Regions from separate parts of the Homo sapiens genome. Here region 2 is linked to region 1. The links are chromatin contacts, found by Hi-C in ENCODE. All regions are on one chromosome and are shown on one strand. Each heading gives the region's core, a stretch centred on a gene start or an enhancer-like site at or near the end of the contact. The rest is flanking DNA. Distances are from core to core; before and after follow the strand shown.

Region 1 (6,746 bases), core at 1,720-4,219:
GAAGTGTCCAATGTCCAGCTCACACGAACGGGATGAACAAGGCAGACTAAACAACAGAAGTGTCTGCTCCGGCAGGAATTTAAAAGCTGAAGTCTTAGAGGTACAACCGCCACTGGCACACACTGAACTCAGCCTGTTGGCCAGGTTCCTTTATCTAAAGCACAGCACCCTCACATGGTGCTAAAGGGAAGGACAGTCTTGCCGAGAAGCTGGCTGAGATGCCATCTATGACAGGGCCCAGCCCTCATTCTGCAAGGATTTTAAATCAATGTTATCCAGCTTTCCACCTCGGCGCCTTCACAGATAGCTCCTTGCTGGAAACTTTACACCAAGAAGTATAAACTCTGACCTCTACAGAAACTCACTAAACCGCAGCAAATGGGATTCAGATGTTTCCATGTACAGTACAATGATGTGACTTAGACTTTAAACACTTTGGCAAAAACAGGAAAAATGATGTGGCCCTTCCAGTCCCTCCCAGAACATGATACAGCCTTGACCCGAGCCCTACAGTGATCTGAGCCTTTCTCACTCCTACTTAAGCCTCCTTGCCTACAACCCACATTCCCCGCCCCAGGTCCACATTCCCCGCCCCAGGTCCACATTCCCCGCCCCAGGTCCACATTCCCCGCCCCAGGTCCACATTCCCCGCCCCAGGTCCACATTCCCCGCCCCAGGTCCACATTAGCTCCTTCCTACCAGGCCCCCTCCAAGGGTCTATATCACTTTCCTTGTTTCACCAAAGTTGCCTATTTTTCCCAGCTGAGCAAAAGTCTATCATACCCTAATCAGAACTCAGAAAATTCCTGAAAGGAGAGCCAGACTGATCTAGGAAACTACACACAGAGATACCCGCAGGACTGGGAAGAAAGAGAGGTCTCACATAAGACCTTGCACCCCCAGCCTTCTAGCTTCGTAGATTCTCGAGGACTCGCCACAGACTCTGTGAGTAAGGGCTGGAGAATTCTAGATGGTGGCACAAGAAAAGGTGGAGGTGTGGGGAGCAGTTTCTTGTGCCTGGGAAGGACAGACACAAACTAATATCAGAAACTGCCTCCCCAGAGGCCAGTCATGACAGAAGACAGAGAACCCCTGCGGTTCATGCTCTGGGTCCATACCAAGCTTCGCTGGGGGCAGCCCATCTGCCGGCCATGTGTGCGGCTTTCGGGGCACGATGGAGAAGCTGAGTGCTCGTCTGGGCGCCAGTGTAGCCACATGATCAAGTGTGCGCGCAGGCAGGGCAAGTGCACACAAGAACCCCCCCTCCCCCTGGGAGCACCTGTTCCGGGTGCCTCAAATGCAACAGGCCAGGAACTTCGGGGCAGGGAAGTTACTGCCACAGCAAGGGAGCTCCTGGGGGCAGGAATAGGGTTTATCACCAATGTAAACACCCCTCAGGCCTGGTTGGGGGTGGGCACCAGATAAATGCCTACTAATAGTATAAGGAAGCAAAGACAAACACCCTTTCTCTCCTGTTTCTTACGTTTCAGCTAGGAAGAGTGGGGTGAGCCGTGGCCTGTCTGGGTACCTCTCCAAACTTCCTGTTCCAGGTACAGAGAGAAGACTCAAAAGGAAGGGAGGTGAATGCCCACTCCCCCACCTCCAAGTCCAAGAACATAACACCTACACGTACACAGGTACTCCCGTGACATACACTTTGACACGGCGGTGCAGATGCAGTGTTCTCTACATTGGGGCCAAGGCGCCTCTGTCCAGGGCCCTGACAGTTTCATCCCTGCCAGATCTGCGCTCCCTAGAGCGGGCGGCGTATACCCCACGCAACCCCAGCTCCGCGCGGGTTCCACGGGCTGCAGAGGCGCTGGACTGGGATGCTGCCCCTCCCACCCCCTTTGCCTATAGAGGGTACCGAAGGCCGGGGTGGGGGATGGGGAGAGGTGGAAAGGCAGGGGGTTCCCTCCGGTTCCCCTGGAGGCTGGACTTCCAGCAGAGGCGCCCCACCCCCACCCTCCACGGCGACCACTCTGCGTCGCAACAGACCGGACGGGCCGACCCGGAGGTGGCGCGGGCAGTACCAGGCCGCCGGCGGCGCCGCAGGCGCTGAGCGAGACGAGGGAGCCGGGGTGGCCGAGCACACGGCCCGAGTAGAAGCACAGCTCGGCGGGGCGGCCGCGGCGCCGGGCCGCGCCCGCCTCCTCCACCTCGAAGCCTCGGGACAGGAAGCGCAGGTCGCGGCGCAGCTGAAGGTACAGGTCGCGCCCGAAGGCCGGCAGGTGCAGCAGCAGGGCGCGCTCTCCGGGCCGGGCGCGCGGGGCGGCTGGGGGCGTGCGGGGGCGTCGCCGCCGTCGGGGCCCGGGGGCTGCGGGCAGCGGCGGCAGGTGCACGTCGTCGGGGCGCACCCGCCACGGGAGCACCACCTCCACGTCGGCCGCCGCGTCGCCGACAGCTGCGGGGAGAGAGGAGACGCGTCAGCGCGGCGGGGCCCGCCCGGACGCCCGCCCTCCCGCTGGCCGCCAGCCGCGCCAGCGCGGGGACAGCGCGACCCGGAGCCGGCGCTGCCTTCCCTTCCCTCGCCCGGCACCTCCACGCTGGCCCGCGCCACCCGGGGAGGGTCTCCGGCGCAGCCGCGCGAGCACCTCCCGGAACGGCGCCGCGCATCGGCGAGCGGAGACCCGGCGGCGGCGCGCCTGCCACGGAGCCACCCGATTCCCGTACTCCGGCCGCGGCCCGCGCCTCCTCCGCTCGGGCGCCGTCAGCGGTCCCGCCGCCGCCCCCGGGCCGCCAGGACGCCGCGAGAACGCAGAGGGAAGGTAGCCGCAGGACGCGGGGTGAAGAGGGCTGTGGGAGGGGGCGCTACCTGTGCCCGGGTCCAGTCCCCAAACCAGCAGCAGCAGCACGGGCAGGACGAGCGGAGGCAGCAGGGCGCCGTCACACATGGTACCCGGGACCGGCAGCCCCCCCGGACCGTGGCGGCGAAGCAGGAGCGCGCTAGGCGGCGGCGCCAGCCGGAGTGAAGCCCTCCAGCCTTTGGAAAAAGTAATTAGCGCTGCGGACAAACCCAACGTGGTAAACCCCAAGCCCCGCCTTCCCCTCGGAAGGCGGGAGGGGATTGGGCCCTCGCTTTCCTCCGCCCCGCCTCCTCCTTCCCTACTGGTTGGGATGGGTCGAAACCACAGTGCGTAGTTAGGTTGTCAGCGCTTTCTTACACGTGGTTTCTGGGCAGTGGCGGGGACACGGCACCAGGTGGCGCGCGGGAGCCGACCGGAGCCGTGGGACCCTGGAAGAGCTGGAGGATGCGGGGCTGGTCTTCAGAGCTTGTCCTCATTTTGGAACTCTCTCAGCCTGCTGCCCAGTTTCCCGGGAAGGTAGGGCGGAAATCGCCCCGGCCAAGCGGTTTCATCCAAAACTGCATATAATCTTTACATCTGAAGTTAGGTTTTAGTTGTTTGTGGCCGCAAAGACTCCCAGTCCACTTTCCCGCACACCTGAGTTAGCACCTGAAGGCTATATCCGCGGCGTTTATCCAAACTCTTCACACCTCCTGTCTTCTTTAATCCCACAGGAGCCAGTGCAACACGCATGCTCACACCCTCTTACAGACTGAAAAACTGAGGAAGAGAGAGAGCTTAAGGAAAAACGCTGAAGTTACCCAGAGAGTTCCTGTTGGAGCAGAGGCTAGAATTTGTGATCCTGATTTCTGGCTTGGTGCTTCTTATTAACAGCAGGATCCCCCCGCCCCGAGGGAAGCAGGACTCAGTGTTACAGGTTAGGAAACGGAGGCACAAAGTCCCAAAGCCTAGCCTTGAACGTGAGTCTCCCAGAAACAGAATGAGTTGATCCTTTCCTGCCACAATATAACTGAGGTCTGCAGGGAAGGTGACTCCATTAGCTTGCTGAATAGCATCTTGTAGAGGCTCATGCCTGTAATCCCAGCACTTTGGGAGGCCAAGGCGGGCGGGTCACGAAGTCAGGGGTTCCAGACTAGCCTGGCCAATATGGTGAAACCCTGTCTCTACTAAAAATACAAAAATTAGCCAGGCGTGATGGCGCACACCTGTAGTCCCAGCTACTCGGGAGGCTAAGGCAGAAGAATCGCTTGAACCCGGGGGGTGGAGGTTGCAGTGAGCCGAGATTGTGCCACTGCACTCCAGCCTGGGCAACAGAGCAAGACTCCATCTCAAAAAAACAAAACAAAACCAAACAAAACAAAAAAAACAATTAAGTGTAACCATAACCAATCTCAGGTTTCCCGTCCCTTCCCTGTCCTGCTCTTTTCCATTTTATCATAGCAGAAAGGTTATAGTTCCCCGCTGGATGCTGCTTGAAGCCTCGGAATCTAAATTCATCACAGGATTACATATCATCTGAAGGAATCTATAACACTGGCCACCTTCCCCGAAATATAATGAACCCCAAGGCTGAACAGTGACCCTCCACAGAGGCTTGCCACAAAAGGGGCTGCCCTCACTGCTTGGCACCTACAGTTCTGGGGGCATCTGCACAGGTCCTGCTCTTGGCCAGGCCTGGGGCTGTGTTTCTCCCCCTTGCCTCTGTCCAGGTCAACAACCTCAGATGACTGACAGCTCAGTAGCATTTTCTGGCAGCACAAGAAACCTTGGTGATTGAGGTGATGGACACCTCATTTACCCTGATGGGATTATTACTCATTGTATGGCCATATCAAAAAATTTCATGTATATACATTTTGTAAACATATACACCTACTACGTACTCACAAAATATTAATTTTTTTAAAGATATCACAGTAAGTTTCTTAGTGAATCTTTTTGTCAAAAAGAGCCATTTCTAAGGCCTGCCACTGAAAACCATGGAGTATGGGCCACACCACCTCACAAGCGCAAGTCAGCCTGAAGTAGCCATCACCAACCTATCAAGAACCTATCCAAGATGCTCAAATGCTAAAATTAGTCCATAGGGACATGAAAACTAAAACAGAAAGATACTATTTTATCTCCCAACTAACCAAAATTAAAGAGCTTAGAAAAATCAAGAATTAGAGAGGACACTCTCCTACCTAGGGGTGGAGAGTATAAATTGGCACAGCCACTCTGAGGAACAATTGGGCAAACTGTAAAATTAAAGTTTTACTTTTTAGTTTTAATAAAACTAAAAATGCACACATTCTACAACTCTGTAATTCCACGCTGGTTAATTACTCCAGAGAAACTCTGGCACATGTACAAGAATGTTTGTTCACCAGGGCACCTTATTAAGAGCAAAAAATTGCAAAAACCTGAATGTTCATCGTTACATAAACGGCTACTTGAACACCATTAATTAAAGGAAATACAAAAATCTCATATATGTAACAACATGGACAGATCTCCAAGATCAGTTATCGAATTTTTTAAAAAATCAAGTTGCAGAATGAGGCACACCGAAAAAAAAATGTGTATAAACACACAGACACACATGACATGATCTGCATGGATTCAGATAAGTGTACATAAAATCCAAGAGGAAAGTCTGGAATAATACAAGCCAAACTTTGTTAAGGTTTATTGTTCTTTTTGTATTAATTGCATGCTGAGGAAAGGTACTACAAAAGGAAAATGAACACCTGGGACCCCAATTCACTCTGCCAAAGGAAAAAAATCAAGCTGAAAGCTGAGTCAAGCAATCAGCTGCCTTTTCTTCTGTTCCTAAGCAGACAGCGACAGATAAAAGGTTCAACATCTCCACAGGTAGCTGGTAGAGTAAGAGGGAGAAAGAAGAAATGGTAAAGTGACATGAAGGCAAGACGGTGTTCCGTGACTCCGTGCTGCTCCTGTCCCTGTATTGGATTCCAGCACCAGGGGCCTGTGTCTACTGCTGCACTGTTGAAGACACTGTCACGGTTATCATGGTTGATTCTGGATCTACCAAAGTAGTGCTGCCTTGACCGGGGCCCAGTTCTCATTGCCACACCAGCAACTTCCAGCACCTGTTAACATGGAATCCTTACCTCTGCCTCCTGCCATCTAATCTCCTGCCAGGGCCTCTTTTTGGCAGAAGCTAGCAAGAAGCCTAAGAAAATGTAAGGGAGTCAGAGAATGAAGGTTGCAGACTTTCAGCTTCAGTAAAGAGCAGAACATGGAAGTGGGTATGTGGGGCTGGGAGACAGAGCCGCTGAAGGTCTTAATCTGACCACCATGAGTCTGAATTCCCTTTGCCCTTCATCCTTGTATTCACCAGTCATATTAAAAGTTTAAGCTTCCATGCCTTCCACTTTCTCTTTCACAGCATTTCCTCCACAATACTGTGAACTGCCTTCCCCTACCCAAATCCAAGATCCTCCTCAGTCTTGAAACCTTCCCACTGTGCCCTTAAGAGCTGCTGCTCCATATCCTAGATCTGCTGCCTCTTCTCTGAGCGTTCTGTACTTACGAATGGAACTCCTTTGAAAATGTAAGGTGGCAACAAAATTCACATTTCTCAGCATCTTTTTTCCCCTAAGGATGGTCACTTGTCACAGTTCTGGCCACTGTGATAGAAGGAGAAGCTACTGGCTAGAGTTCTAGCAGAGTTCATTTGAGGAGCTTCCTTCTGCCGCTGTATACCCCTTTTCACTGTGTCTCTTCCTCTTTGCTCCTGACTAGAATTTGCATGTGATTCCTGGAATTCCAGCAGCCATCTCGTAAGCATGAGGAAGAGTGCCAGACCCCTGGGAAGCAAAAAGATCAATGAACTCTGGGTTGCTGATGACATCTTGGAGTCACCATGCCAGACCTGAGCTGTCTACTTCTGCACTTTTTGCTATATCAGAAAAAAAATATACTCTTGTCTCT
Region 2 (6,746 bases), core at 1,190-3,689, 360 kb after region 1:
TTTTGTTTTTGGCCAGGCATGGTGGCTCACGCCTGTAATCCCAGCACTTTGGGAAGTCAAAGTGGGTGGATCACTTCAGGTCAGGAGTTCAAAACCAGCCTGGCCAACATGGTGAAACCCTGTGTCTACTAAAAATACAAAAATTAGCTGGGTGTGGTGGCACACACCTGTAGTCCCAGCTGCTTGGGAGGCTGAGGCAGAAGAATTGCTTGAACCTGGGAGGCAGAGGTTGCAGTGAGCTGAGATTGCGCCACTGCACTCTAGCCTGGGTGGCAGGGTGAGACTCCATCTCAAAAAAAAGGAAAAAAAATATTGTTTTTTTCCCATTACAGTTCTAAATGGTGATTGCAGCTGTATCGGAAGTCTATGTCTTTTTTGTACAGTGTGGTAGGAAGGTTAAAGTACTAGGGGAAGAATAGGATGACACTAGAAGTTATTTCCTCACTTGTTTTTATGAAAGCACTGGACCTCATCTTCATCACCAATTTTTTTTTTTTTTTGCAAAATATGGTGAATCATGGATAATGCTTCACGTTATAATTCTTCAAGATCTTTTGTCGTTTTACTATTCATTTATTAATTCATTGATTTGTAACTGAAGACGGAGTGGATACATCTTCCTGGGAGGGATATCAATACATCTCAGGGGTTTTAAAATGTATTAGGAAATATTTCATACATACAAAGAATGTGTAGATTGTCTACATAAGGAATAAAGAATAATATAATGGGCTGGGCACGGTTATGCCTGTAACCCTAGCACTTTGAGAGGCTGAGGTGGGCAGATAACCTGAGGTCAAGAGTTCGAGACCAGCCTCGCCAACATGGTAAAACCCTGTCTCTCCTGAAAATACAAAAAATTAGCTGGGTGTGGTGGCATGTTCCTGTAGTCCCAGCTACTCTGGAGGTTGAGGCAAGAGAGTCACTTGAACCTGGGGGGCAGAGGTTGCAGCGAGCCAAGACTGCACCACTGTACTCCAGCCTGGACGACAGAGTGAGACTCCATCTCAAAAAAAAAAAAAAAAAAAAGAAGAATATAATGAACCCTCATCTACCCACCTCTCAGCAAAATAAATAGAACATCATTAAGTCTTTGAAGAACCTTTGAAGTCTTTCTGATTTCATTCTTTTTCTTCTCTTGCAGAAGTAAGCAATATCTTGAACTGTTTATCATTTTTTTGCATTTCAGGAATATGTATATGTGTGCAGGCAGTTTTTCAAAGTCACACACACATTTCAACACACCTTCCTTTCCATCTCAGGCTGTTCTAGTGAGGATCTTTGCCATAATAAGCCACTGTTACCCTGGCAATGTATGGAATGCCCCAGAGTTTGAGGGTTTGAAAATTGTTAAGCTTTGGCTTCGAATCCCTTTGGAATAAGAAGTACTGAAGTCTGTTTGCAGGCTTTCTATTCTATCTTGTGGTTATGTTTATTTCTCCATTAGAGCCCACCTTGATGGTTGTGGTTTGGGGTTAGCTTTGTTTTAATATCTATCTAGTAGTGCACCGTGACCTCTCCCACACACAATGTTTAAACTACTATCACCTCTTCATTTTCCAAGAAAAACTTCGTATTCATACTATCAAGCCTCTCAAAAAGTCATCTGAGGGTTTTGATTCAAAGTATGTTACATTTATATGTTAATTTGGAAGAGTTTTTATATTTGTGATACTGAATCTTCCTAATCAAGAACTCAGTATTTGTTAAAATTTTATTTCCCTCAGTCGAGTTCATAGCTTTCTCAGTAGGTCCTGCTTGCTCCTAGTAAGTTTGTCTGTATGTCTATATTAACTTTTAATAGTATGATTTAAAAAGTCTTCTTTTACATTTTGTTTTCTACAAAGGAAATCTATTGATTTCTCTATCATTGCTTTTGAAGCCAGTCAGAAGGTGTCCATTTGAAAATATTCAGATAGACCTACCTAGTTCATAGAACAGGTGAGTATCAAATGAGAATAAGCAAAAGCTCTTTTAAACTGCAAAGTAATATATGAATGTGACCTACCCTTGTATTGTAGTTTTAAATTGGTGCCCAAGTCCTTACCCAGTTGTATTTGCCACAGCTATGCCATGCCATGCTCTGGCAATAAATTAACCTTGTAAGAAGCAGAAGTTTATTTCTTGCACCTGTAAGGCCCAGCAAGAGTGGTCAATAGTTCTTCTCCACGTGGTGACTCAAGGATCCAGGAGACGTCCATTTTGCCCCAGGTCACTGTAACACAGAAAGAGAGGGATGGAGGACACACACTGCCTCCTACTGCTTGTCCTGGAAGTAAAACCCATCTTTGGTGCTCACAGTCCATTGGTCAGAATTAGTCACATGACCTGGCCTCATAACAAGGGAGGCTGGGAAATCTGGAGTGCTCACAGAGAGGGTAGGTGAGTACTGCTTCCACCACACCAGCACAGTCATAAAGGCTGATGTGTGTGGTCTGGCACTTTCACCGAGAAGTTTCAGCCACAGAGGATGGGCCTTGCAGCTGCTGACAATGTGTGGGAAAGTGTGCTGAACCCAAACAAGCTCTTGGGTTCATGGCCGATTTCCTGGATTTCTCATTCACACCTTTTGTTCTTTCTGACTGGGCTTCTCTGTGTAAACATCCTCACTCACTCAATTCTTTGGCTTAGTCGTCACTTCTAATTCCTCATGGGGCCCTGGGTGACTTCTGAGGGAGCATCTTACCAGGCTTTCCTTGGGCCCAGTGGGGAGTCTGCTGGAAGAGAGCACCTCCAGCTCCTGGGGAGAGCAGAGGAACCCAGTGTCAGGACTCAGTCTTTTGGCTGCAAGCAACAGAAACCCACTCAAATTGACTTCTGTCTTCTCTCACACCCCATATCCAATTGCCAGGAAACCCTGTTGATCTTTCTGGAACTGCCGCTTCTCATCAGGTTTGCTGCCCTCACCTTTGTCTAAGCACCATCAATTCACATCTGAATGATGTGCGCTCTCAGGCAGCCTCCCTGTTTCTCCCCGTATTCCAGCCTCGAGAAAGCGGCCAGTGATGGTTTCATAGTGGAAGTCAGGTAGTGCATTCTTCTGCCCACGCCCTCCAGTGGCTGTCCTGGCCTGAGCCCCCCATACTTCCCCCGCCTTTTTTCCCATGGCTCTGGCCTTCACTCAGTCTCTGTTCCAGCCCCAGTCTCGTTGCTGTTCCTCAAACCTTCTGGGAGGGGCGTGGGAAAAAGGTGATTTCTGCTGGCCAGTGTGTACAGGCCCAGGACCACTGCAGCTCCCCATGGACCCCACGCCAGGGCCTGTCCCCACCACAGGGGACACGCAGCAGGCTGGAAACACTCCCCTCCCTTTGACACCTGGGGGAAATCGGAACAGATTGTAAACTCCATTGATTCCTAAGAAGGGAGGGGACGAAGGGATTTTTTTACTCCTATGACTGTTTGTAAGCAGATATCCCATTACATGACTAGAGTAAGGCCTCAGCACATTTTGAAAACTATAAGAAGCATATGTTGCTATAGATTCAACCATATTCACTGATCATGTAGTGGGCCCAAATGTTGTGCCTGAGGTTCTCATGTTCCCAAATCCTCCTCACAGCTCTGTGAACCGGGCCTGGTGGAAGTCTTCCTTGAACCTCAGAGGAGCGGTGGGGCCTGCCATAGCCATTTGGCTGGCAGAAGGGGGGAAGCCATGCTGTGAGCCAAGGTCTCTCATTTATTATTCCATGTGATGGGCGCTGAGCTGGAGCTGGGGACGCCTACCCCTGAAGAAGACAAGATTCCCCAAGCCTGGAACCCATGAGAGCAGCAGATCTAGTGTGGGGCCCCAGGATCACCTGCATGAAGATCACCTGGTATGTTTATGAAAATGTTCATTCCTGGGCCCCAGATTGGAATCTTGGTCGTGGAACCAGGTGACCTGCTGTTTATCATGCTGCAGGTGATTTTGTGCACACTGGCATTTGAGAACTTTTGGGACTCTTGTGGGAGAGACTGGCTGGTTGACAAAGGATTACAATAGGAAGTGATAAATCCAATGTGGATGAGGTTCCAACCTGCTCTGGGAGAAGACATGAAGGAGTGGGGTGACTCAGGCTGATGTCACAGAAGTCGATGTTGGAGTTGGGCCTCAGAGGATGAATAAGGGTTCATGGGCTAGAGGACTAGAAGAAGAGTGTTCCAAAAGGGAGGGACGTAGTGGTGAAAAGTACAATGGTAGGAAACAGCATTACCTGGTGTGGGATAGAAAGTGGCTTGGTGTGGTTGAGGCAGGAGGTGAAGGGCATGGATGTTTAGAGGATGGTGCAGGCTGGCCAGGGGAAGTCAAGCCAAATAGGCAGAGGCCAGACTATGCATGTCCAAACAGTGTACCATCGGGTGGTACAGGCTCTCAAGCTGTCCTGGGGCTCTGGAGGCAGAGAGGAGGTTGGATGGGACGGAAAGAACCCACCAGAGCGGAGCCAAGAGCAAAGGCCATCATCACGCTAAGGGCAAGGCCAAGTGCAGGCCTGATGGGAGGTTCTCTGCGTGGAAAGATGCGGCAGGGCTCAAGGGAAATAGGGAGACAGAAGCCAGGGGCCTCAGAGAGGACAAGCTATGAGGAGTCAACATCTCTGGCTGAGGCAACTGAAAGTGGTGATGCTGTTATCCTGGCCAGAGACAGCGCAGGGGAACTTGGGAGAGAGGTCAGCTAAAGATAATCAGAGAATCCTACTTTGGGAGGGAGTCCCAGGAGGAAGCTGGGCATGCCGATAGGGAATAAAGAAGCAGCCAGGAGGTCTTTATTGAGCAGCTGTTTGTGCCCAGGCTGCGGCTCGCCGGCTATGGGCACTCTTGAAATCTTGGGAGCCCAGCTGTGTGGGAGGGAAGAGGGGGACTCATGGTTGTGATGAGCTAACCTCATCACAGGAATCCCTCTGCCATCTTTAATGGAGATAAAATGTCAATGTGAAGGGCCCTCCGTGCCTTCCCAGTGCTAAGGCTCACACAGACCATGGAGCCCAGCGACCTGGAGCAGCTGTCGTAGGTGCACCCTTTGCACACCTCCATGTCAGGAGAAGTTCTCTTCGCGCTGCTGCTCTTCTGGAGTGGAGTCTGCGGACCTTGAAGTGGACCAGGCAGCCACAGAAAGGGAGTCGGGCTACGGAAATGTCTGCTCACTCCCATTTATCTTGCAAGTGCTGGGAAGGCTCTGGCCGGCCCTCAGTTCTTGGCGACAGGGTGAATGAGGAAGGGGAGGGCCGGCACCTTCTGGGCAGCAGATAAGTAAGGTGCTAGAGCCATGGCCCTGCCAGGGTGAGCGGCCACCCAGCTTCATCCCCAGAGCTTGTTGGTGACTGGGGCTTTCAGAGCTGAGCTGGCAAGAGTTCTGGGGAGCCCTGTGGAGGCCCCCACTCAATCTCCTCACCAGAGATGTAGCGGAGATCCCCGCCTTCTCTGGAGGTGGGTGAAGGTCCCTTCATTCAAAAGTGACCTTCCTAGGCCAGGCAGTGTCTGAGGGCCTCATAACGCTGGCCACTCCACCATATGCCTTCCACACTGGGTGCTCACCCTGTCCATATGCTACCAATGCTCACCCTGTCCATGCGCTACCAATGCTCACCCTGTCCATGCGCTACCAATGCTCACCCTGTCCATGCGCTACCAATGCTCACCCTGTCCATGCGCTACCAATGCTCACCCTGTCCATGCGCTACCAATGCTCACCCTGTCCATGCGCTACCAATGCTCACCCTGTCCATGCGCTACCAATGCTCACCCTGTCCATGCGCTACCAATGCTCACCCTGTCCATGCGCTACCAATGCTCACCCTGTCCATGCGCTACCAATGCTCACCCTGTCCATGTGCTACCAATGCTCACCCTGTCCATGTGCTACCAATGCTCACCCTGTCCATGTGCTACCAATGCTCACCCTGTCCATGTGCTACCAATGCTCACCCTGTCCATGTGCTACCAATGCTCACCCTGTCCATGTGCTACCAATGCTCACCCTGTCCATGTGCTACCAACCACAGAGAGACCCCCACCCGTGCCAGCTGACCCAGGGCTCTGTGACGTCTTCTTTGGACCTGTGGACAGGCTCTGCCCCTAAAACTGAAGTTGAAGTCTTAATGCTTTAGTACTTTAGAACTTGCCCTAATTGTTTGGAAATAGAGTCATTGAAGATGCAATTAGTTAAATTAGGAAAAGGCCATACTGGAATAGAGTGGGCCTCTAATCCAATATGACTGGTGAACTTATAAAGATGAGAAACTTGGATACAGACACGCACACAGGAAGAATGCCAAGTGAAGATGAAGGCGGGGGTCTACCAGACGAGGAACACCAAAGATAGCCAGCAACCCACCAGGAGAGAGACAGGCCTGGGACGGATTCTCCCTTATGGCCCCTAGAAGGAACCAGCCCTGCTGACACCCTGATCTCAGACTTGCAGCTTCCAGAACCGTGAGATGATAAACATCCTTTGTTTAAGCCACCCTGTCTATGGTATTTGTTCTGGCAGCCCCAGGAAACTAAAGCAAGCTCCATTATGCGTGACACAAGCAGAATGTCTAAGAGCCCTGAGCCTCCAGGAGGCAAGAAGGGAGTTTCTTGTTGATCCGCTGAGAAGGGTGAGGCTGCTGCCTTTTGTGATAGGAACATGCCAGGAGACCTGTTTGGAGGCTGCCACAAGAATGCAAGCAATAGAGAGGTTGGTGTTTGGATTGGCTGGTGGCAATGAGGATCAAGAGAAACGGGTGGACTGGGAAGAATGCTCAGCATCGCTAATCACCAGGAAACAC

Evidence for each region. Hi-C counts contacts between places; a loop is a spot of excess contacts on that map. Pooled maps may share reads with other maps.
Region 2: a loop to region 1 is called in a pooled map, with 2.8 times the contacts of the local background. The contact joins the enhancer-like site here to the promoter of ADAMTS17 in region 1. A Hi-C loop is called at or near these places in 1 of 37 single-sample maps with no recorded cell type and 6 of 50 pooled maps.

The regions. Positions count from the first base shown.
Region 1 is chr15:100,339,006-100,345,751 of GRCh38, forward strand. It overlaps ADAMTS17 (ADAM metallopeptidase with thrombospondin type 1 motif 17), which reads right to left and starts at 2,970. Exons shown (of 22, transcript NM_139057.4): 1 at 2,816-2,970; 2 at 2,034-2,404. The coding sequence starts at 2,894. It overlaps SPATA41 (spermatogenesis associated 41), which reads right to left. Exons shown (of 2, transcript NR_028139.1): 2 at 5,452-6,622. RefSeq lists an enhancer at 1,304-1,822.
Region 2 is chr15:100,700,817-100,707,562 of GRCh38, forward strand. No RefSeq gene overlaps it. Among named protein-coding and RNA genes, the nearest start is that of ASB7, 100 kb to the left of the region's middle. RefSeq lists enhancers at 2,142-2,241, 2,302-2,351, 2,622-2,891. Within about 2 kb of position 2,440, at least 5 of the 41 ENCODE cell types and tissues checked have a DNase peak (open chromatin) inside an H3K27ac peak, as active enhancers do.